Regions from separate parts of the Homo sapiens genome. Here region 1 is linked to region 2. A link is an interaction called in ENCODE POLR2A ChIA-PET data of the cell type or tissue named here. Cell type or tissue: B cell. All regions are shown on one strand. Links, peaks and the distances in the headings refer to the core of each region. The heading gives the core; the rest is flanking DNA.

Evidence for each region. ChIA-PET counts read pairs that join two places held together with the same protein. Peaks named below come from ENCODE experiments on the same cell type or tissue, not always from the same donor. Only the 100,000 strongest peaks of a DNase experiment are listed, where the experiment ranks them.
Region 1: POLR2A ChIA-PET joins it to region 2 with 5 read pairs; 2 of 35 experiments call an interaction of 5 or more read pairs at or near these places.

What each region holds. Positions count from the first base shown.
Region 1 is chr11:62,508,366-62,519,592 of GRCh38, forward strand. AHNAK (AHNAK nucleoprotein) reads right to left here. Exons shown (of 5, transcript NM_001620.3): 5 at 7,537-11,227. The coding sequence ends at 8,379. Among named protein-coding and RNA genes, the nearest start is that of AHNAK, 33 kb to the right of the region's middle. RefSeq lists a silencer at 192-486. In B cell, for the core only: no CTCF peak of the experiment used is centred there; DNase peaks (open chromatin) are centred at 3,954, 5,397, 5,956 and 7,377.
Region 2 is chr11:62,738,839-62,748,636 of GRCh38, forward strand. No RefSeq gene overlaps it. Among named protein-coding and RNA genes, the nearest start is that of ZBTB3, 10 kb to the right of the region's middle. In B cell, for the core only: no CTCF peak of the experiment used is centred there; no DNase peak of the experiment used is centred there.

The sequences.
Region 1 (11,227 bases), core at 3,817-7,816, 230 kb before region 2:
CCTTTCTGGTTTGTAAGATAGGGTCAGCAAATGCCAGAGCTGCCTGCTTGCCTGGGCGGAGCTGAGAACGCAGTGTGAGATCTCAAGAGATAAAGCACTCTGTGGACTAGAACGCCCTGTCCAAAGAGAAGGCCTTTTCATTCGTAACCCTTTCCCATCCTTGGCCCCACTACTGGGAAGTTTTTCCATTAGGGCCAAGCCTCAAGCGTGTGGTGGAAAATAACAGAGGCATTTAAAGGGAAATGAAACTGCCCTCCTCAGCAGAATGTTCCCTACACATTTGCTGTGGCCCATGGCAGCGCCTCTGCTGGGCGCCTTCAGCCTTAGGAAGCACCAGCGGCTGCCTGACGCCACGGGGCAATTCAGAGGCTGGTAAACAGCACATGGCATTCCCGGCCCGTGGCAGGCATTCATGCATGGAATTCTTTGTCCTCGTGAGGAAAGACAGAGAGCTGCTCTGTGCTGCAAAGCTCAAAGCCAGAACTCCACTTTCAAAACTCCCAGCCCGAGATCACGCCAAGGCTAAGCATGCCACCAACCCCTTAAAGTGTGCTTGTGAGATAAACTTGCCCAAACTTGGACTTTTATCTTGAAAACTTGGGTTTCCTTGTTAATTCCAATGAGGAGTCATGGCAACGTTACAATGGAGAAACTTAGCAATCTCCTACTTAACCAAGGAATTGAAATTAACATACCCATCATGTGCCTCCTGACACGAGGCACCAAAAAGGACCCAATATCACTTCTGTGGAATTCCTGCCCCAAAATGTATAACCTGAACCCAATCATGAGGAAATATCATCAGACAAACCCAGATTGAGGGACATTTCTAGAAAACTGGTCCCACACACTTCAAAAATATCAGTGCCATGCATGACAAAAAAAAAACTGAGAAACTATTACAGATTAAAGAAATAAACAGCCGGGCACGGTGGCTCACGCCTGTAATTCCAGCACTTTGGGAGGCCAAGGTGGGTGGATCACTTGAGGTCAGGAGTTCGAGACCAGCCCTGTCTCTACTAAAAATACAAAAAATTAGCTGGGTGTGGTGGCAGGTGCCTGTAATCCCAGCTATTCAGGAGGCTGAGGCAGGAGAATCACTTGAACTCGGGAGGCAGAGGTTGCAGTGAGTCGAGATCACACCATTGCACTCCAGCCTGGGTGACAAGAGTGAAACTCCGTCTCAAAAAAAAAAGAAAGAAAGAAAGAGACCAAGACAACTAAACATCATGTGAGGTCATCAACAATTGAACCCCAAAGAGGAAAAAAAGACATTGTCGCCGGGCATGGTCGCAAATCCCAGCACTTTGGGAGGCTGAGGCAGGCAGGTCCCTTGAGGCCAGGAGCTCAAGACCAGCCTGGCCAACATGGCGAAACCCCGTCTCTACTAAAAAATACAAAAATTAGCCAGGTGTGGTGGCGGGCGCTAGTAATCCCAGCCACTCAGGAGGCTAAGACAGGAGAATCGCCTGAACCTAGGAGGTGGAGGTTGCAGTGAGCTAAGATCGCACCACTACACTCCAACCTGGCAGACAGAGCAAGACTCTGACTCAAAACAAACAAAAAAAGACATTACTGTAAAGACAGTTACTGGGGCAACTGGTGAAATTTAAAGATATACTACATATTAGATAATATGTCAATGTTTTGTTTCCTGAATTTAATTATTGTATTGGAGTTTTGTTTGTTTGTTTGTTTGTTTGTTTGTTTGAGACGGAGTCTCACTCTGTCGCCCAGGCTGGAGTGCAATGGCACAGTCTCAGCTCACTGCAACCTCCACCTCCCCCGGGTTCAAGAGATTCTCCTGCCTCAGCCTCCTGAGTAGCTGCCACCACACCCGGCTAATTTTTTGTATTTTTAGTAGAGATGGGGTTTCACTATGTTGGCCAGGCTGGTCTGGAACTTCCTGACCTCAAGATCCACCCGCCTCAGCCTCCCAAAGTGCTGGAATTACAGGCGTGAGCCACTGCGCCCGCCCTCTATTGGAGTTATATAAAAGAATGCCCATACATGCTGAAGTATTTATGGGTAAAGGATCATGATGTCTGTAATTTACTCTCAAATGATTCAGCAAAAGTAATGATAACACCTATATGAGCCAGGTGCGGTGGCTCATGCCTGTAATCCCAGCACTTTGGGAGGCCAAGGCAGGTGGATTACCTGAGGTCAGGAGTTCGAGTCCAGCCTGGCTAACATGGTGAAACCCTGTCTCTACTAAAAATACAAAAATTAGGCAGGCATGATGGCACAAACCTGTAATCCCAGCTACTTGGGAGGCTGAGACAGGAGAATTGCTTGAGCCCAGGAGGTGGAGGTTGTGGTGAGCCAAGAGTATGCCACTTCACTCCAGCCTGGGCAACAGAATGAGATTCTGTCCCAAACAAACAAACAAAAAAACCATATATATATATATGTATATGTAGAGAGACAGAGAGAGATTAAAGCAAACAAAGTAAATGTTAGCAATTGGTGAATCCAACTGAAAGCTATATGAATATTCATTGTATTATTCTTGCAACTTCTCGGTAGATTTGCATTCAAAATAAATACACTTTAAAAAAAAAGAAATTTCAGGTACACAATTAGCTGCATCTCCCACATAATGTTTTTTAATGTCACAGCTAATGCAAAATACCAAAGAGCTAAGGTGGCACTCTGAAGCAGGACATGTATATAAGCAACATGCAAAGTCCTCATGGGTGATGCACTTTTGCTTTGGGGTGCTGGAGACATAGCAATATTTCAACAGTGCAGCCTTTGCTCAAAACATTTGAGACAACTTCCCAACCACACAGGAAAGTTAGTCACACACATAATCACGCCTTGCTTTTGACCCCAAACAACCCACCCACCTAATTAACCAGGCTTGTTTTTTGTTTTTTTTTTTTTGCTTGTTTGTTTGTTTTGAGACGAGTCTCGCTCTGTCCCCCAGGCTGGACTGCAGTAGCATGATCTCAGCTCACTGCAGCCTCTGTCTCCCAGGTTCAAATGATTCTCCTGCCTCAGCCACCAGAGTAGCTGGAATTACAGGCATGTGCCACCACGTCCAGCTAATTTTTATATATTTTTTAGTAGAGACGGGGTATCGCCATGTTGGCCAGGCTGGTCTCAAACTCCTGACCTCAAGTGATCCACCCACCTCGACCTCCCAAAGTGCTGGGATTATAGGCATGAGCCACCGCGTCCGGCCCAGCAGTAGATTTTTTACAGAAGTAAGTGTAGAGCTTCCCGAGGTGACCACTGAAAGCAGAATTGCCATTGGGACATATGTGTGCTTCTTTAAGAAAAAACTGTAGCATTACTTTATGATCATACCTTAAATTCTAGTTTAAGAAACCTCGATGTATAAAAATTCAAACTTATCAAACAGAAAAAACGAGAGACAGAGTCTTGCTTTGTCTGCCAGGCTGGAATGCAGGCTTAAGTGATTCTCCTGCCTCAGCCTCCTGAGTAGCTGGGACTACAGGCGAGTGCCACACCGGGCTAGTTTGTTTCTTTTCTGAGATGGAGTCTTGCTCTGTCACCCAGGCTGGAGTGCCGTGGCACAATCTTGGTTCACTGCAACCTCCACCTCCCGGGTTCAAGCAATTCTCCTGCCTCAGCCTCCCAAGTAACTGGGATTACAGGTGCGCACCACCACGCCCAGCTAATTTTGTATTTTAGTAGAGATGGGATTTCACCATGTTGCCCAGGCTGGTCTCAAACTCCCGAGCCCAGGCAATCCACCTGCCTCGGCCTCCCAACGTGTTAGGATTACAGGCGTGAGCCACTGCACCTGGCCTTGTCCTGGTTATTCTCTATCTGTTCCCTCCACCTTCAGACCCCTGCTCCTGCTTCTCTGCCCGACTCTGTGCCCCAGGAGGTGGATCAGCTGCAACACCTGGGCTCCCGTGCCCTCCAGTGGAGAGAGGGGTCAGGGTGTTCCTCCCTGCTTCACACGGCAGGCAGTTCTGGCAGATGCTGGTCCTCTATGGCTATAGTCCCCACTGAGGATTCCTCCTCTACCTCCAGTGCACGCTGGACTTCAGGAACACCACTTCTTCCTCATATCCTTCAGGGCCAGGGATAGTACCAGCTTCCTACTGCCCCTGGGGGTCTCACCACCCCTTGTGGCCTCCTTTGCCCCTGCCCACTACTCCATAAACTGTCTCTTTATTAGGTCTCTCTGATTGAACTATCTTCAAATGGAACTAAGTTTGCGAGAGGGAACCTGACAGATAGAGAAATGAGTGTGAGTTTATGAAAATTATTCCCTGGGCTAAGCGCGGTGGCTCATGCTTGTAATCCCAGCACTTTGGGAGGCCAAGGAGGGAGTGATTGATTGAGCTCAGGAGTTTGAGACTAGCCTGGGCAACATGGTGAAACCCCGTCTCTACAAAAAATACAAAAATTAGCCCGGTGTGGTGGTTGAGCTTGAGAGGTGGAGGTTGCAATGAGCTGAGAACGTGCCACTGCACTCCAGCCTGGGTGACAGAGCAAGATCCTGTTAGGAAGAAGGAAGGAAGGGAGGGAGGGAGGGAGGGAGGGAGGAAGGGAAGGAAGAAGGCAAGGGAGGAAGGAAGGAAGGGAGGGAGGGAGGAAGGAAGGAAAGGAGGAACTGTTCACTATTCCCTGCCATTTGTGAGCCCATGGTGTAATTCAAAATAATTCTGTTTTCCCAGATGCCCCCTTAACTACACCACTGTCCACACACAGTCACACTGCCTAAAGCGAGGCTGACCTTGAGACTGCAGTCCTTGCAATTGCTCCTTGCTGAACTCTGGGAAAGAACATCACAGAGTCCAGCCCCTTCCCAGTCTCCTGACGCTGCTCTCACCCTCGAGTGCAGGAACCAGGACCTTAGAGTGTCAGACCTTGCAAGGCTGGTTCCTGCAAGACTTTAGGGGATAGGCCGGGCGCCATGGCTCACGCCTGTAATCCCAACACTTTGGGAGACCAAGGTAGGCAGATCACGAGGTCAGGAGTTCGAGACCAGCATGGCCAACATGGCAAAACCCCATCTCTACTAAAAATACAAAAATTAGCCAGGTATGGTGGCAGGCGCCTTTAATCCCAGCTACTCAGGAGGCTGAGGCAGAAGAATCTCTTGAACCCGGGAGGCGGAGTTTGCAGTGAGCCAAATTCACACCATTGCACTCCAGCCTGGGCAACAAGAGCGAGACTCTGTCTCAAAAATAAAAAAAAAAAAAGACTTTAGGGGATAACTTGGACCACCCCATCAGGAACTGAGGGAGGGCAGGGGTAAGGTGCATGGGCAGGGCGAGGGAGCTGGGGTGCGCCCTCCACACACCACATAAGCCCGTGTCTCCTCCCATGCCGTCGCTGCTGTGGTAACCATCACTGCGGGAAGCAGCGTTCATGTTCTGTGGCCACTGCCTCCAGCCCAGACCTGACATTGAGAAGAAGGTGGCTAGAAGACTCTCAAGTTTGTACAGCTAGTTGCCTTGTCCCTTCTCCATCCTACCCACCACCCACTGACTGTCCCACCCAATGAGATCACTGGCCTCGCCATCCCTGGTACATGCATGATTTCCACGGGTTTATTGCCAGGGCTCAAGGCATTCCAGTTTTTCACACCCATCACATCATTCACTCTGTGGAGATCCTCAGAAGAGGAATCTGAGATCAGTGGGACTGGGACACATCTAGCCACGTGGGACTCAGAAAACATTTATTGAATGGACACTGGGGGCCACCACTAGCCTTCATCACTTCTTCCTAAAGTTAAAAAAAAATTTAATTGATATATTATTGGACAGCCTGGGTAGTTCTCCTCAGAGGACTTTCCAGCATCCTAATGGGCATTCCTCCCTAGCTGTGTACACAAGTGCACCCCACTGTCGCACACTCACCCCACCGTCACCCACTTACCCCACCCTCCAGACACCAGGGCTACTTATCTCAAGCGGCATGCACACTCTGACCTGCCCCACACTCTTGGCTTCAGAGTTGAGGAAGGAACAGGAGATGGGTTTTGAGCTGTGGTTGGTTGAGTGAAAGCAGCACCCCGGGGACAGCCCCAGGCCCAGTTAGGACAGACGGTGATGTGTGCAGTTGTGTGCATCATTGAACCTGAGCATGCTCACGGCTGGAGTGTGCGTGTAGCCCAGTGCAGCAGGGGGTTTCTGTAGAAGATGGGCTCATGCCTGTCTCTCTAGGATTTCATGCCAACTCTTGTGCTCTCCATAAGTATGTATCTGGCTGTCACATGGATGCTGCACACTTCAGTGTGGTGCCATCATGCAATGCATAACCCCAATACCTGGACGAACTCTGGCCCTATGAATGCTGCTATCCCAATTTTAAGGGTGATGAAACTGAGCCTCAAGCAGGTTAAGCATCCTGTCCAACTCACGAAAGAAGCTGTAGGTCGGTCATCTAAAACGCAGCCGGGTATCAAGGGCCTCCCTCCCAACCTATCTCTTTCCAAATCCATGGGCCACCCTTGAGCTCCAAAACCCCCAGAACACTGGCTCTGCTGGCCACGGTGAGGACAGATGAAGCTAGGGAAGGCATGAGATCCCACTGACAAGCTGGTACTAAACAGGGAAGGATGGGGTGGGAGCTATTTTATCTCTGTTCTGGGGGGATCCAGAGAGGTGCAGAGCTGCCTCCACTGGCAGAAATGGGGCATCTCTAAGGAATGGCGAGGGGGACAAGCTTGGTCCAAGTATAAGAAAGCATCACCCTCTGCCCAGCAATGACCAACATTAGGAGCCAGTGACTAGAACCACTCCTCCCCCACCCCCACATACTGTCAACAGAGCTGGAAATCAAAAGGGGACTTTGGTCAGAAGACTTTTCCATAATGTTTAGCCCTAAAATGGACTAGAAAGAACCACAGAGATAACTTACACAAGATCAGCACCCTGGCCGGGCGCAGTGGCTCATGCCTGTAATCCCAGTACTTTGGGAGGCCAAGGCGGGTGGATCACTGGAGGTCAGGAGTTTGAGACCAGCCTGGCCAACATGGTGAAACTTCGTCTCTACTAAATATAAAAATTAGCCAGGCGTAGAGGCAAGGGCCTGTAATCCCAGCTACTCGGGAGGCTGAGGCAGGAAAATCGCTTGAACCCAGGAGGAGGAGGTTGCAGTGAGCCAAGATTGTGCCACTGCACTCCAGCCTGGGCAACAGCGGTTACTCAGCAAACCTGCAGCCATGTCAGGAATAAATGGCAGAGCGGTGATTCACAAGCAGAGCCCTTTCGGTAATTCCAGGAGGCCTTTTAACTGTTCACATCTGTAACCCATTTAGAACCAATTCTGAATTGTATATTCATATGTGAGGATGCAAAGTAGGTGAGTGGGTCCCGAGGCCAAGCCTCTTCTTGATTTCTCAGCAATGGCACAACCAGCCTCACCATGAGAATCAAGAAGCAAAGATTTTCTCCCACTACCTCCCGAAGGTCACTGTCTTAAAGTCACTGATGAAACTAGCAATGCCACCAGATGGATCCGGTCTGAACACTCACAGCTGGCTGTGCAGCTTCCCCAGGTTTCACGCCCCCGCAACACAGAATGCAAAGGCACAAGACATCAAGGTTAATAAACAGCTTTATTTGCCTTGTACAGCATCAATTTTCTTACATTCTCAGTTAATTGGCCATTAAAGTGCTGGAAATTTTCTTAATCATGATAACATTTGTTAAAAAGAAATCAGAACTAATATCAGGAACATGGCGGCATGAAGGAAACAGTTCCCTTACAAAACACAGAAAATGGAAGCCCCTCATGTTGAGGGGGTGGGTTGGACAATTTGCAAACAGATTCTAATTTCCTCTCACCGTCAGCACCAAACTGGCTGGGACCACCACCCCTGGGTGAAAGAAACAACACTAAAGAACCCTAAAAACACCCACACACCCTGACTACCACCACCTCTGGGCCATCTGTGGGCGTTTGCTGTTTGAACAGATCCAGTCTCAGGAAAGAGGAAGACCTGACCTCCGTCTGCAACCCATCACCCCACCCACCCTTACTAACAAAAGCCCCCAAAGTCATTACAATGAAAAAGTGGGTTTCCATTACCCCAAAACTAACAATGTTCAGTAAAAATGAGGATAATAAACACAAAAGCTTGCTTAGTAAACAGGAGCTCTCAGCAGTCAATGCAAAAAAATATATATATATGAAATCTTAAGGCAAATACTGTTGACTTTGCACATGGGCTGGACGAACTTGGAACTCTTTACCTATCTGTATAGTTCCAGGAGCCTACAGGCGGTCGGTTTTTCAGCGCTTGCCACCGGGCCAGGCAAGGTCTTTGCATGATTGCTGAGGCAGTCGGTGTGTTTCCCTTTGGAGTTTATATAGGAACACACCACCCAAGGCTGATGTTTTGTTATATATATATATATGTACACACATACAAAGGCCTGCTACTCTTTCTTTGTGGAAACTGACAGCTCCACCTCGGGAAGCTGGATGCCAACCTTATTCCCACTGTCATTGCTAGAAGAGGAGGACAGTCGGGACTTCTTAGAGGCCAGGGACACCCCACTCCCCTGTAACTTGCCTGTCTCATCATCGCTCCCAGTCACCTCATAATGACCTTTGCTCTTTGACCCCAATCCACCAAAGGTACCGAATTTCAGCTTCCCGTGTTTCCCTTTAACTTTCCCACCTTCCAGAGACACTTCCCCACCTTCAAACTCCAGCGTCCCCGTCGGGGTGGAAGGTCCAGAGAACTCTCTTTCATCACTGAATGAATTTGAGCGGTGCCGTGGCTTCTTACTTTTAAATAAGGAGAATTTGCCTTTCGGTGAAGAGGCTTCGGCCTCTGCCTCTCCTTCCAGAGAGCCCAGGCTGGCCTTTGAACTTTTCAGGTCACCTTTGGACCCAGAAATTGATGCTTCTGGTGAGCCAGTGACACCACCTTTCCCTTTAGGTTTGGAAAAATTAAACTTGGGCATTTTGATCTTGGACTTTTTCAGTTTGACTTCAGACTCTTCCCACTCGCCGTCTCCAGCACCAGCTTGGATGCTGGCCTCTGCTTTAGGGAAGTGAACATCCACCCCCATTTCTCTGCCAACCAGCTCACGGCCAGAGAAGGTAAATTTGGGGATCTTCATTTTAGGGAATGTTACTTTTCCAGATCCACTTTCCAAGTGACCTTGAGGCCCAGACACACTCAGCCCAGGAGCCTGGAGTCCAATCTGACCTCCTTTCACACCTCCTTCCACCTTTGGTCCTGAGAAATGAAGGCCCCCAGCAAACTTAGATGTGTCCAAGTTGAGAGCAGAGGAGACTTGGGGTCCCTTCCACTCACCCCCGGAACCTTTAACACTCAAATGCCCTTCACCAAGGCTGATGTCTGGGGCACTGACACCCCCTGAAACATCCGCACCTCCTTTGATTTTTGGGCCCTTCAAGTTGATGCCAAAATCTGACTCAGGAGATGCCATATTAAAGGCAGGCCCCTTCACACTGATATCAGGAGCAGCCCCATGGAAACCTACTTCTGAACCTTTCAGACCACCTTTGATTTCAGGCCCAGAAATCTGCCCAGTTGGGAGTTTCACATTCACGCCTGGCAGGTTCACATCACATCCAGAGGACTTAATTCCAGGCATCTGGAGGTTTCCTTCTAGGCCTTGAACACCAATGCCTGGAAGACCTCCTCCGACAGTGGGGCCTTTGATCTCACCAGTGGCCCCAAGGCTCCCTTTCACTTTTGGTCCTTCCAAGTTAAAGTCCACATTCGGTGCTGAAATCCGAGGCCCTTTCAGGTTCACATCCACACCTGGCCCCTTCAGTTCGCCAGAAACCTGTGGCCCCTTGGCATTGACGTGCAAGTCGGACCCCGGAGTAGAGATGCCAAATTGGGGCAGCTTCATTTTGGGAAGTTTAATGCTGCCTTCGGATGCCTCCAAGCTTAGATCAGGAGCTCCTACGGATACTTTAGGGCATTTGATGTCACCAGAGACAGCCAGATCTCCCTGCAGGCTTGGTCCCCTCAGTGTCACATCTGGTGCCCCAACGTTAAGCTTTGTTGTGGCATCGATCCCTGGCACTTTCACACCGTCTCCTCCCACCTGCATTTTGCCACCGACACCACTGAGGTTGAGCCCTGGAGCATGCACCTTCATGCTGGGAACAGATGCATCCAGGTCTCCCTTCAAACTTGGTCCTTTCAAGTTCAGATCAAGGTCAGGCCCAGAGACTTTTGGCATAGAGAGGTTCACTGAAGGCAAGTCTACTCCTGGCCCCTTTAGAGAAACATCGGGCCCTTCGAGCTTAACATCTGGTCCTCTCAAGTCTCCTTCAAGAGAGGGTAGCTGGGCATGGACCTCGGCTCCCCCACCCTCCATTTTCACACCTGGGATGCCGATCTTGGGCATGGAAAACTTGGGGAACTTAATTTTTGCTTCTGGACCTTGCAGATCTACATCTGGTCCTTCCAGTCCCACGCTGGGGACATCACCCTTTATCTTTGGTCCTTTCAAGTTTACATTCACATCAGGGATGGAGACTTGAGGGGCAGAAATGCCGAAGGACGGTGTTTTGACTTTAGCATCTAGGCCTTCGATGTTGATGTCAGGTGCACCCAAGTTTGCCTGCACTTTGGGGCCTTTCAGGTCACCCTCTATTTTTGGCACTGAGATGTCCACATCTGGCATCTTGACCTTGGGAGCCTTCGCCTTGATGTCAAGACCTTCGACGTGAATCGCTGGCAAAGAAAGTTCCAGATCAGGTGCCTGGAGTTCACCCTCCAGTTTGGGGCTAGGGAGAGGGGCCTCAGCTTTAAATTTAGGTGATTTAATGTCAAACTCTACATCTGGGAAGTACATTTTTCCAAACATCGTTTTCTTGGTTTTGGGCGATTTCACGTCGACTTTGAGTGCAGCATCCGGCCCTGCGATGTTGACATCTACATCCGGAGCCTTGAGGCTGGCATCAATTTCACCCCCAGGAACATTCAGGTCAAATCCCTGTTTTTTGGCCTTAATCTTAGGACCACTCATATGAATTTTAGGCATTTTAAACTTACTTTTCTTGCCCTTGCCACCAACACTAATTTCAGGAGTCTCAAGGTTCAGCTCTGCCTCAGGAACAGTGACATCCAGTGAAGGTGACTTGATGTCAGCTTTGGGGCTTTTTGCCCCAAATCCAAACTTGGGTTTCTTAAATTTGGGGATTTTAACATCTGGCCCTTCGATGTTAATATCTGGGCTGTCCATGTGTACATCTAAGCTTGGAGCTTCAACTTTGGGTCCCTTGAGGTCCA
Region 2 (9,798 bases), core at 1-4,000:
CCAGCACATTGGGAGGCTGAGGCCAGCGGATCACCTGAGGTCAGGAGTTCAAGACCAGCCTGACCAACAGGGTAAAACCCTGTCTCTACTAAAAATACAAAAATTAGCCTGGCAAGATGACACACGCCTGTGGTCTCAGGTACTGGAAACTAGACAATTATAAATGAGCCAGGCTGGGCATGGTGGCTCACGCCTGTAATCCCAGCACTTTGGAAGGCAGAGGTAGACAGATAGATAGCTTGAGTCCAGGAGTTCAAGACCAGCCTGGGGAACACAGTGAAACCCTGTCTCTATAAAAGATGCAAAGATGGCCGGGCACGGTGGGTCAGGCCTGTAATCCCAGCACTTTGGGAGGCCGAGGCAGGTAGATCATGAGGTCAGGAGATTGAGACCATCCTGGCTAACACAGTGAAACCCCGTCTCTACTAAAAATACAAAAAATTAGCCGGGCGTGGTGGTGGGCGCCTGTAGTCCCAGCTACTCGGGAGGCTGAGGCAGGAGAATGGCATGAACCCGGGAGGTGGAGCTTGCAGTGAGCAGAGATCACGCCACTGCACTCCAGCCTGGGCAACAGAGCGAGACTCCGTCTCAAAAAAAAAAAAAAATGCAAAGATTAGCTGGGCCAGGTGTTCACCTGTAGTCCCAGCTATTCTGGAGGCTAAGGTGGGAGGATTGCTTGAATCTGGAGGGCAGCGGTTGCAGTGAGCCAAGATCCTGACACAGCACTCCAGCCTGGGTGACAGAGTGACGTGTCTCAATAAATAAATAAGCCCAAATATACTAAAGTAACTTTTTGTTTTTTGAGACAGAGTCTCACTCTGTTGCCCAGTCTGGAGTGCAGTGGTGCCATCTTGGCTCACTGCAACCTCTGCCTCCCAGGTTCAAGTGATTCTCGTGTCTGAGCCACCCAAGCAGCTGGGATTACAGGCATGTGCCACCACGCCCGGCTAATTTTTTTGTATTTCCTTTTTAGTAGAGACATGGTTTTGCCATGTTGGCCAGGGTGCTCTTGAACTCCTGGCCTCAAGTGATCCACCCACTCGGGCTCCCAAAGTGCTGGGATTACAGGTGTGAGCCACTATGCCTGGCCAAAAGTAACCATTTTGTTTAATTTTTTCTTTTTCTTTTAATTTTAAGTTCCAGGATCCATGTGCAGGATATGCAGGTTTGTTACATAGGGAAACGTGTGCCTCGGTGGTTTGCTGCACCTATCAACACATCACCTCGGTATTAAGTCCAGCATGTATTAGCTATTTTTCCTCATGTTCTCCCACCCCCCGCCACAGCCCCTGTTAAATTAATTTCTTATTCTCCTTAATATTCCATACACATTCAGATTCCTTCTCCCCTACAAAAATATTTGCTATTTTGTCCTTGCTATTTCTCATACTTAGATCATTCATACACTATATTTATTTTTTCATTAAACTATTTTAAAACCTTTGGAGTAAAGCATTTAAGTATTTATTTAATAAACCCTTCAGACCTCATGCTAAAGAAAACACCTAAGTGAACATTTTAAATTTTAATAGGTGCTTATCTATAGTATCCTCATTTCTCTTAAAAAAAAAAAAAAAAAAAAAAAAAAAAAAAAAGACCATCCTGGCTAACACGGTGAAACTCCGTCTCTACTAAAAATACAAAAAAAAAAAATTAGCTGGGCTTGGTAGCGTGTGCCTGTAGTCCCAGCTACTCGGGAGGCTGAGGCAGGAGAATGGCGTGAACTCAGGAGGTGGAGCTTGCAGTGAGCCGAGATCACGCCACTGCACTCCAGCCTGGGTGACAGAGAGAGACTCCATCTCAAAAAAAAGAAAAGATTATCACATCTTCTAAAAACATACATACTAGCCGGGTACGGTGGCTCATGCCTGTAATCCCAACACATTGGGAGTCTGAGGCGGGTGGATCACTTGAGGTCCGGAGTTCAAGACCAGCCTGGCCAACATGGCGAAACCCCATCTCTACTAAACTGCTGGGGAGGCTGAGGCGGGAGGATCACTTGAACCTAGAAGCCGGAGGTTGCGGTGATCTGAGATTGCGCCACTGCACTCCAGCCTGCGGCAGTGAGACTGTCTCAAAAAAAAAAAAAAGAAACATACATAATAGAGCAGAATAAAAACAAACCTGTCCTTTACCTGTCATCTCATATTTTGCAAGGGCTGAGGTCCTCACAGAGAAGAGAAATAGGCTGGGCGCTGTGGCTCATGCTTGTAATCCCAGCACTTTGGGAGGCTGGATCACCTGAGGTCAGGAGTTTGAGACCAGCCTGGTCAACATGGTGAAACCCCATCTCTACTAAAAATAGAAAAAAATAACCAGGTGTGGTGGTGTGCACTCTGTAACCCCAGCTACTCAGGAGGCTGAGACAGGAGAATCGCTTGAAACGCAGGAGGCGGAGGTTGCAGTAAGCAGAGATTGCATGCCACTGCACTCCAGCCTGGGCAACAAGAGTGAAACTCCATCTCAAAAAACAAAACAAAAAAAAAATGAGGAAGGGCATTTCTTGCTTAGTGCCTTTTAAACACCTGATAGAACTCTCTGGAAGCTGTGTTGGACATGGGTGCAAGTTGCAGTATGGTGCAGTCCTGGCTCAGTAGGAGGTTCCATCAACCAGGAGCCCCTTTGTTATTCTGTTTCTGTTTTTTCATGGTGGATAATGTCTATGATGTTGTGGGTACTACATAGGTGAGACTATATAGCACAGCCTCTACCTTTATAAGTGGTGGCAATAAGCATGTGATTAACTGTCATACAACCACAGAGCAAACAGATTTCAGGGAAAAAAAAACACACTTTAGTCCTTTATCAATAACGCCCCCTTTCTCAATGGGCTAGACTCCTCTTTGTTCTTCCCTATACCTTTAAAGAATACAACTATCAGCTTACAAGAAAAACTTTTCCTAAGTCCAAGGACAGGAGAGGCGCAGTGGCTCACCCCTGCAATTCCAGCAATTTGGGAGGCCAAGGTGGGTGGATCACCTGAGGTCAGGAGTTCGAGACCAGCCTGACTGACATAATGAAACCCCATCGCTACTAAAAAAAATACAAAATTAGCCAGGTGTAGTGGCACGTGCCTGTAATCCCAGCTACTCAGGAGGCTGAGGCAGGAGAATTGTTTGAGCCCAGGAGGTGGAGGATGCAGTGAGCCAAGGTCATGCCATTACACGCCAGCCTGGTCAACCAGAGCAAAACCGTCTCAATCAATCAATCAATCAATCAAGTCCAAGGACAGAACAAACAAAAGTAAAATACCTTATTCCTCTTCTAAGCTTCTTAAATTGCTAGGCCTTGGTTTATTGACAAAATATTGTCATGATTGCATGTTTTATTTGCTTTACAATGGTTTCGTGGTCTTATTTTATTTCAAACACTTGATGTTATAGTAAGCTATCTTCTGCATCAATGAGGAAAAAATAAAACTGATATTTAAAAATGCATTTTAGAAATTTGGTGCAGTGGCCAGGCGCGGTGGCTCACGCCTGTAATCCCAGCACTTTGGGAGGCTGAGGCGGGTGGATCACAAGGTCAGGAGATCGAGACCATCCTAGCTAACACAGTGAAACCCCATCTCTGCTAAAAATACAAAAAATTAGCCGGGCGTGGTGGCGGGCACCTGTAGTCCCAGCTACTCGGGAGGCTGAGGCAGGAGAATGGCATGAACCCGGGAGGCAGAGCTTGCAGTGAGCCGAGATTGCGCCACTGCACTCCAGCCTGGGCGACATAGCAAGACTCTGTCTCAAAAAAAAAAAAAAAATTGTTGCACTAATCCTTTTATTAGCGCTGCTAAGAGATAGCACAGGGTCAGGCTTACATTTGTGTTTTATTGAGAAGCCCAGCTCCTAATGGAAATCTTAATGAACAGGGAAATGACAAAGGCAGTCTGATGCAGGTCTTGAGGACGTCCTCAAGGTCCTGAGGGAACCAGCCAGAGAGTGCCTCAACCTCTGTATTCAGAAGTTTGTGGAAGGAGAGGCTGCGCACTTTATCAGTCCTTGTTTCCACAGAGGATTTGAATATTTTGAATGAAGAAAAAGCATTCATGGTGAATGTGAAGGATTATATACCTTGGCACATGAGGGACACTGTTTCCCAAACTCATACCCACCACCTTCACAATGTTGCCAAAACCACTCACTACCTGTACTAATATATATGGATGTGTGTAGAAATATATGTGTGTGTGTATATATATATATATAGACAGTCTGGCTCTGCTGCCCAGGCTGCAGTGCAGTGGCACAATCTTGGCTCACTGCAACTTCCACATCCCAGGTTCAAGCAATTCTGCCTCAGCCTTCCAAGTAGCATGCACCACCATGCCTGGCTAAATTCTTTTTGTATTTTTAGTAGATACGGGGTTTCACCATGTTGGTCAGGCTGGTTTCAAACTCCTGACTTCAGGTGATCCACCCACCTCGGCCTCCTAAAGTTCTGGGATTATAGGCGTGAGCCATGGAGCCCAGTGTATTTTTTTTTTTTTTTTTTTTTTTGAGACGGAGTCTCACTCTGTTGCCAGGCTAGAGTGCAGTGGTGCGATCTCGGCTCATTGCAACCTCTGCCTCCTGGGTTCAAGCGATTCTGCTGTGTCAGCCTCCCAAGTAGCTGGGACTACAGGCACCCACCACCATGTCCAGCTAATTTTTGTCTTTAGTAGAGAAGGGGTTTCACCATCTTGGCCAGGATGGTCTGGATCTCTTGACCTCATGATCTGCCCACCTCAGCCTCCCAAAGTGCCAGGATTACAGGCATGAGCCACCACCCCCGGCCTATTTTTTTTTTTTTTTTTTTTTTTTAGAGACAGGGTCTTGCTCTGTAGCCCAGACTGGAGTGCAGTGGTGTGATCATAGCCTTGAACTCCTGGGCTCAAGGGATCCTCCTGCATCAACCTCTTGAGTAGCTGGGATTACAGCTTGAAGCACCTTGCCTGGCCCTAAATAAATATTTTTAAAGGAACCTTTGGACAGAGGAATATGTTAAATGAAACTACGGGGATGTAAGCAGCAAACTCCAGACCCTCAACCCGTAAAACAACCCCAGCTTCTTCAACAAATAAATTGCAAGGAAAAAGGGAAGGGAAACCTAGTAAAACTTAAGGCCAGGTTCAGTGGCGCACGCCAATGATCCTAGAACTTTGGGAGGCTGAAGGGGACAGATCTTTTGAGCCCAGGAGTTTGAGACCAATGTGGGCAACATGGCAAAACCCTCTGTCTACAAAAGATAGAAAAATTAGCTGCCACTAGGGTGCATGCCTGTAATCCCAGATATTCAAGAGGCTAAGGTGGGAGGATCACTTGAGCCCAAAAGGTTGAGGTTGCAGTGAGCTAAAATTGTGCCACTGCACTGAAGCCTGGGCAACAGAGTGAGACCCTGTCTCAAAAAGAAAAAGACAGTTAAGAGACATCAATCAAATAAATGCATGACACTACTTTGGATTCTAATTGGATTCTCATTGGGAAAAAGAGAAACTTGAGTAAGAATTATTGTCAGGGCCGGGTGCGGTGGCTCACACCTGTAATCCCAGCACTTTGGGAGGCCCAGGCGGGCGGATCACAAGGTCAGGAGATGGAGACCACGGTGAAACCCCGTCTGTACTAAAAATACACACAAAAAAATTAGCCGGGCGTGGTGGCGGGGCGCCTGTAGTCCCAGCTACTTGGGAGGCTGAGGCAGGAGAATGGCTTGAACCCGGGAGGCAGAGCTTGCAGTGAGCCGAGATCGCGCCACTGCACTCCAGCCTGGGTGACAGAGCGAGACTCCATCTCAAAAAATAAATAAATAAATAAATAATTGTCGGAGCCAGGGGTGGTGGCTCATGCCTGTAATCCCAGCACTTTGGGAGGCTGAGGCGGGCGGATTCCAAGGTCAAGAGATCGAGACCATCCTGGCTAACACGGTGTAACCCTGACTGTACTGAAAATACAGAATTAGCGGGATGTGTTGGCGGACGCCTGTAATTCCAGCTACTCGGGAGACTGAGGCAGGAGAATCGCTTGAACCCGGGAGGTGGAGGTTGCGGTGAGCCGAGATGGCGCAACTGCACTCCAGCCTGGGCAAGAGCAAAACTCTTATCTAAAAAAAAAAAAAAAAGGCCGGGTGCGTTGGCTTACGCCTGTAATCCCAACACTTTGGGAGGCCGAGGCGGGTGGATCACGAGGTCAGAAGATCCAGACCATCCTGGCTAACACAGTGAAACACCGTCTCTACTAAAAATAGAAAAAAAATGAGCTAGGCGTGGTGGCGGGCGCCTGTAGTCCCAGCTACTTGGGAGGCTGAGGCAGGAGAATGGTGTGAGCCCGGGAGGCAGAGCTTGCAGTGAGCCGAGATCACACCACTGCACTCCAGCCTGGGCGACCGAGCAAGACTCTGTCTCAAAAAAAAAAAAAAAAAAAGAATTATTGTCAGTTTTCTTGAGTGTGATAATAGTATTTAGTCTGCTGAAATTGCTTGCTGATGAAATTGTACAGGGCACTGTACAGCACTTCATATCACTTGACCCAATACACAAAAAAACTCAGGAGTCTGAAGTGGGAGAATCACTTGAGCCTAGGAGTTCAAGAGCACCCTGGGCAACATAGACCCCATCTCGAAAAACTAAAATAAGTGGCCGGGTGCGGTGGCTCACGCCTGTAATCCCAGCACTTTGGGAGGCCAAGGCGGGCAGATCACGAGATCAGGAGATCGAGACCATCCTGGCTAACACGGTGAAACCCCGTCTCTACAAAAAATACAAAAAATTAGTCAGGCGTGGTGGCACACGCCTGTAATCCCAGCTACTCGGGAAGCTGAGGCAGGAGAATGGCGTGAACTCAGGAGGCGGAGCTTACAGTGAGCCGAGATCACGCCCCTGCACTCCAGCCTGGGCTACGGAGCTAGACTCCGTCTCAAAAAAAAAAAAAAAAAGAAAAGAAAAAAGAAAACTAAGTCAGTTTATAGCTCACAAGCACACATTTTCAGTATGAAACTTAATAGGCTGGGGCCTGGTCCATACTCCTATAAAGGGAGACAGATTTTGGCTCAGTCTAAGGAAATCCAACAACTAGGACACCAACAATAGGTTTCCTTTGGGAAAGAGTTTTTTGGGTTTTTTTTTTTTTTTTTTGAGACAGAGTCTCGCTCTGTCGCCCAGACTGGAGTGCAGTGGCGTGATCTCGGCTCACTGCAAGCTCCGCCTCCCAGGTTCACTCCATTCTCCTGCCTCAGCCTCCTGAGTAGCTGGGACTACAGGCTCCCGCCACCACGCCTGGCTAACTTTTTGCATTTTTAGTAGAGACGGGGTTTCACCGTGTTAGCCAGGATTGTCTCGATCTCCTGACCTTGTGATCCGCCTGCCTCGGCCTCCCAAAGTGCTGGGATTACAGGCGTGAGCCACCACGCCAGGCCGAGGTTTTTTTTTTTTTTTTTGAGACAGAGTCTCGCTCTGTAGCCCAGGCTTGAGTACAGTGGCACGATCTCAGCTCACTGCAACCTCCGCCTCGCAGGTTCAAGCGATTCTCCTGCCCCAGCCTCCTGAGTAGCTAGGATTACAGGTGCCCGCCAGCACTCCCGGCTAATTTTTGTATTTTTAGTAGAGATGAGGTTTCACCATCTTGGCCAGGCTGGTCTTGAACTCCTGACCTTGTGATCCACCAGACTGAGCCTCCCAAAGTGCTGGGATTACAGGTGTGAGCCACCGTGCCTGGCCTGGTTGTTTTTTTTTTGTTTGTTTTTTGTTTTTTGAGATGGAGTCTCGCTCTGTTCCCCAGGCTGGAATGCAGTGGTGTGATCTTGGCTTGCTACAACCTCTGCCTCCCAGGTTCAAGCAATTCTCCTGGCTTGGCCGCCAAGCAATTAGCTGGGACCACAGGTGTGTGCACACTGACATGCCTGCCTAATTTTTGTATTTTTAGTAGAGACAGGGTTTCACCATCTTGGCCAGGCTGGTCTTGAACTCCTGACCTCCCAATAATCTGTCCACCTCGGCCTCCCAGAGTGCTGGAATTCTAGGTGTGAGGTGCCATTCCCGGCCTCAAGTGGAGGTTTGATAACAACTGGCAAAAGGAGGATTCAGTGTTAGACTAGAAATTAGATGAGCTGATCCCCAGGAGCCTATGGTTCCTTGAATCCCTGAATGGGAGCATTAAGACCAGTGGAAATGAGAAAGAATTATTGATCACATCTCTACAAATGGGCATAAACTGTTCCTACCATTCAGTAGATAAACTGAGGCCACAGGCTGGGTATGGTGGCTTATTCCTGTAATCCCAGCCACCGCTGCACTCCAGCCTGGGTGACAGAGGGAGACTCTGTCTAAAAAAAAAATCAAACTAAAAAAAAAATAATAAATAAAATGAGGCTGGGTGCGGTGGTTCACACCTATAATGCCAGCACTTTGGGAGGCCGAGGCGGGGCGGATCTGAGGTCGGGAGTTCCAGACCAGCCTGACCAACATGGAGAAACCCCGTCTCTACTAAAAATACAAAAAAAATTAACCAGGCGTGGTGGCGCAGCCTGTAATTCCAGCTACTAGGGAGGCTGAGGCAGGAGAATCGCTTGAACCCAGGAGGCGGAGGTTGCAGTGAGCCGAGATTGCACTGAGCCAAGATCATGCCATTGTACTCTGGCCTGGGCAACAAGAGTGAAATTCCGTCAAAAAATAGTAATAATAACGAGGCCACAGTGGCTGTAACTGTGATAGCTACTGCTTTACATATCTTGCAGGCTGGGCATGATGGCTCATGCCTGAAATCCCAGCACTTTGGGAGGCCAAGGCAGGTGGATCGCTTGAGCCCAGGAGTTTGAGACCAGCCTGAGCAACAGCGCGAAACGTCATCTCCACAAAAGATACAAAAATTAGCCATGCGTGATAGTGCATGCCTGTAGTTCCAGCTGCTTGGGAGCTAGAGGGGTTGAGGCTGCAGTGAGTCGTGATAGTGCCACTGCACTCCAGCCTCGGAAACAGAGAGACCTTGTCTCAAAATAAATAAATAAATTAATTAATTAAAATATTGCAAATTCCTGACTGCCACCTGCAAGAAAACATGCCCTTTATGCTGGATATTGAAAGCAAATGCTTGCTTCTCAGGAGAATCTCACCAGGAACAGAACCTCTTTAGCTAAGTAGTACATGTGACCACAGTCTGATCAATACAATGGTTCCTGTGTTCCCCAGACTGTCTGGAGAGATCATCTACATCAAAATTGTCTACACATATAGACCATTTATTATGCCTTGATTTTAAGAACTGATGTTCTGAGACAACCAGGTTTTTTTTTTTCTGTTTTGTGTTTCTGTTGAAATTGAGATATTCAGACCGTAAAATCCACCCTTTTAAGGGCAACTGATTCATAAAGGCATTTTGATTTGATATTTACTCTAGGGAAGACTTTTGAAAAGGTGTTCTACCCAGCTAGAATAGCTTTTATTGTATTTATTTATATCTTGCCTTGTTTCATCAAGGAATTAAAGCAGTAACGTACTTGCATAAATAAAATTAGGAGCCATTTGAAAGATAAGCTAGAAGTTTATTTCAACACAAAGAATGTGAAAGAATGTAGAATTCATTCAGCAGAAAAATGTTAACCATCTTTTGCTTCCCATATGTCCTAGTTAAGGAGCTTTCTTTAGCCACATGGCTGCTCACCTTTCCTTCCTGTAACTCAAAAATAGTCACTTGCTGGTAAGGGTTCACAGTGCTGAATATGACACAGACTCAAAAAGAGAGAAGAATATTTACTTGTCATTTTCCCCCTTTTCTTTTTTTCTTTTTTGAGATGGAGTCTCGCACTGTCACCCAGGGTTGGAGTGCAATGGCGTGATCT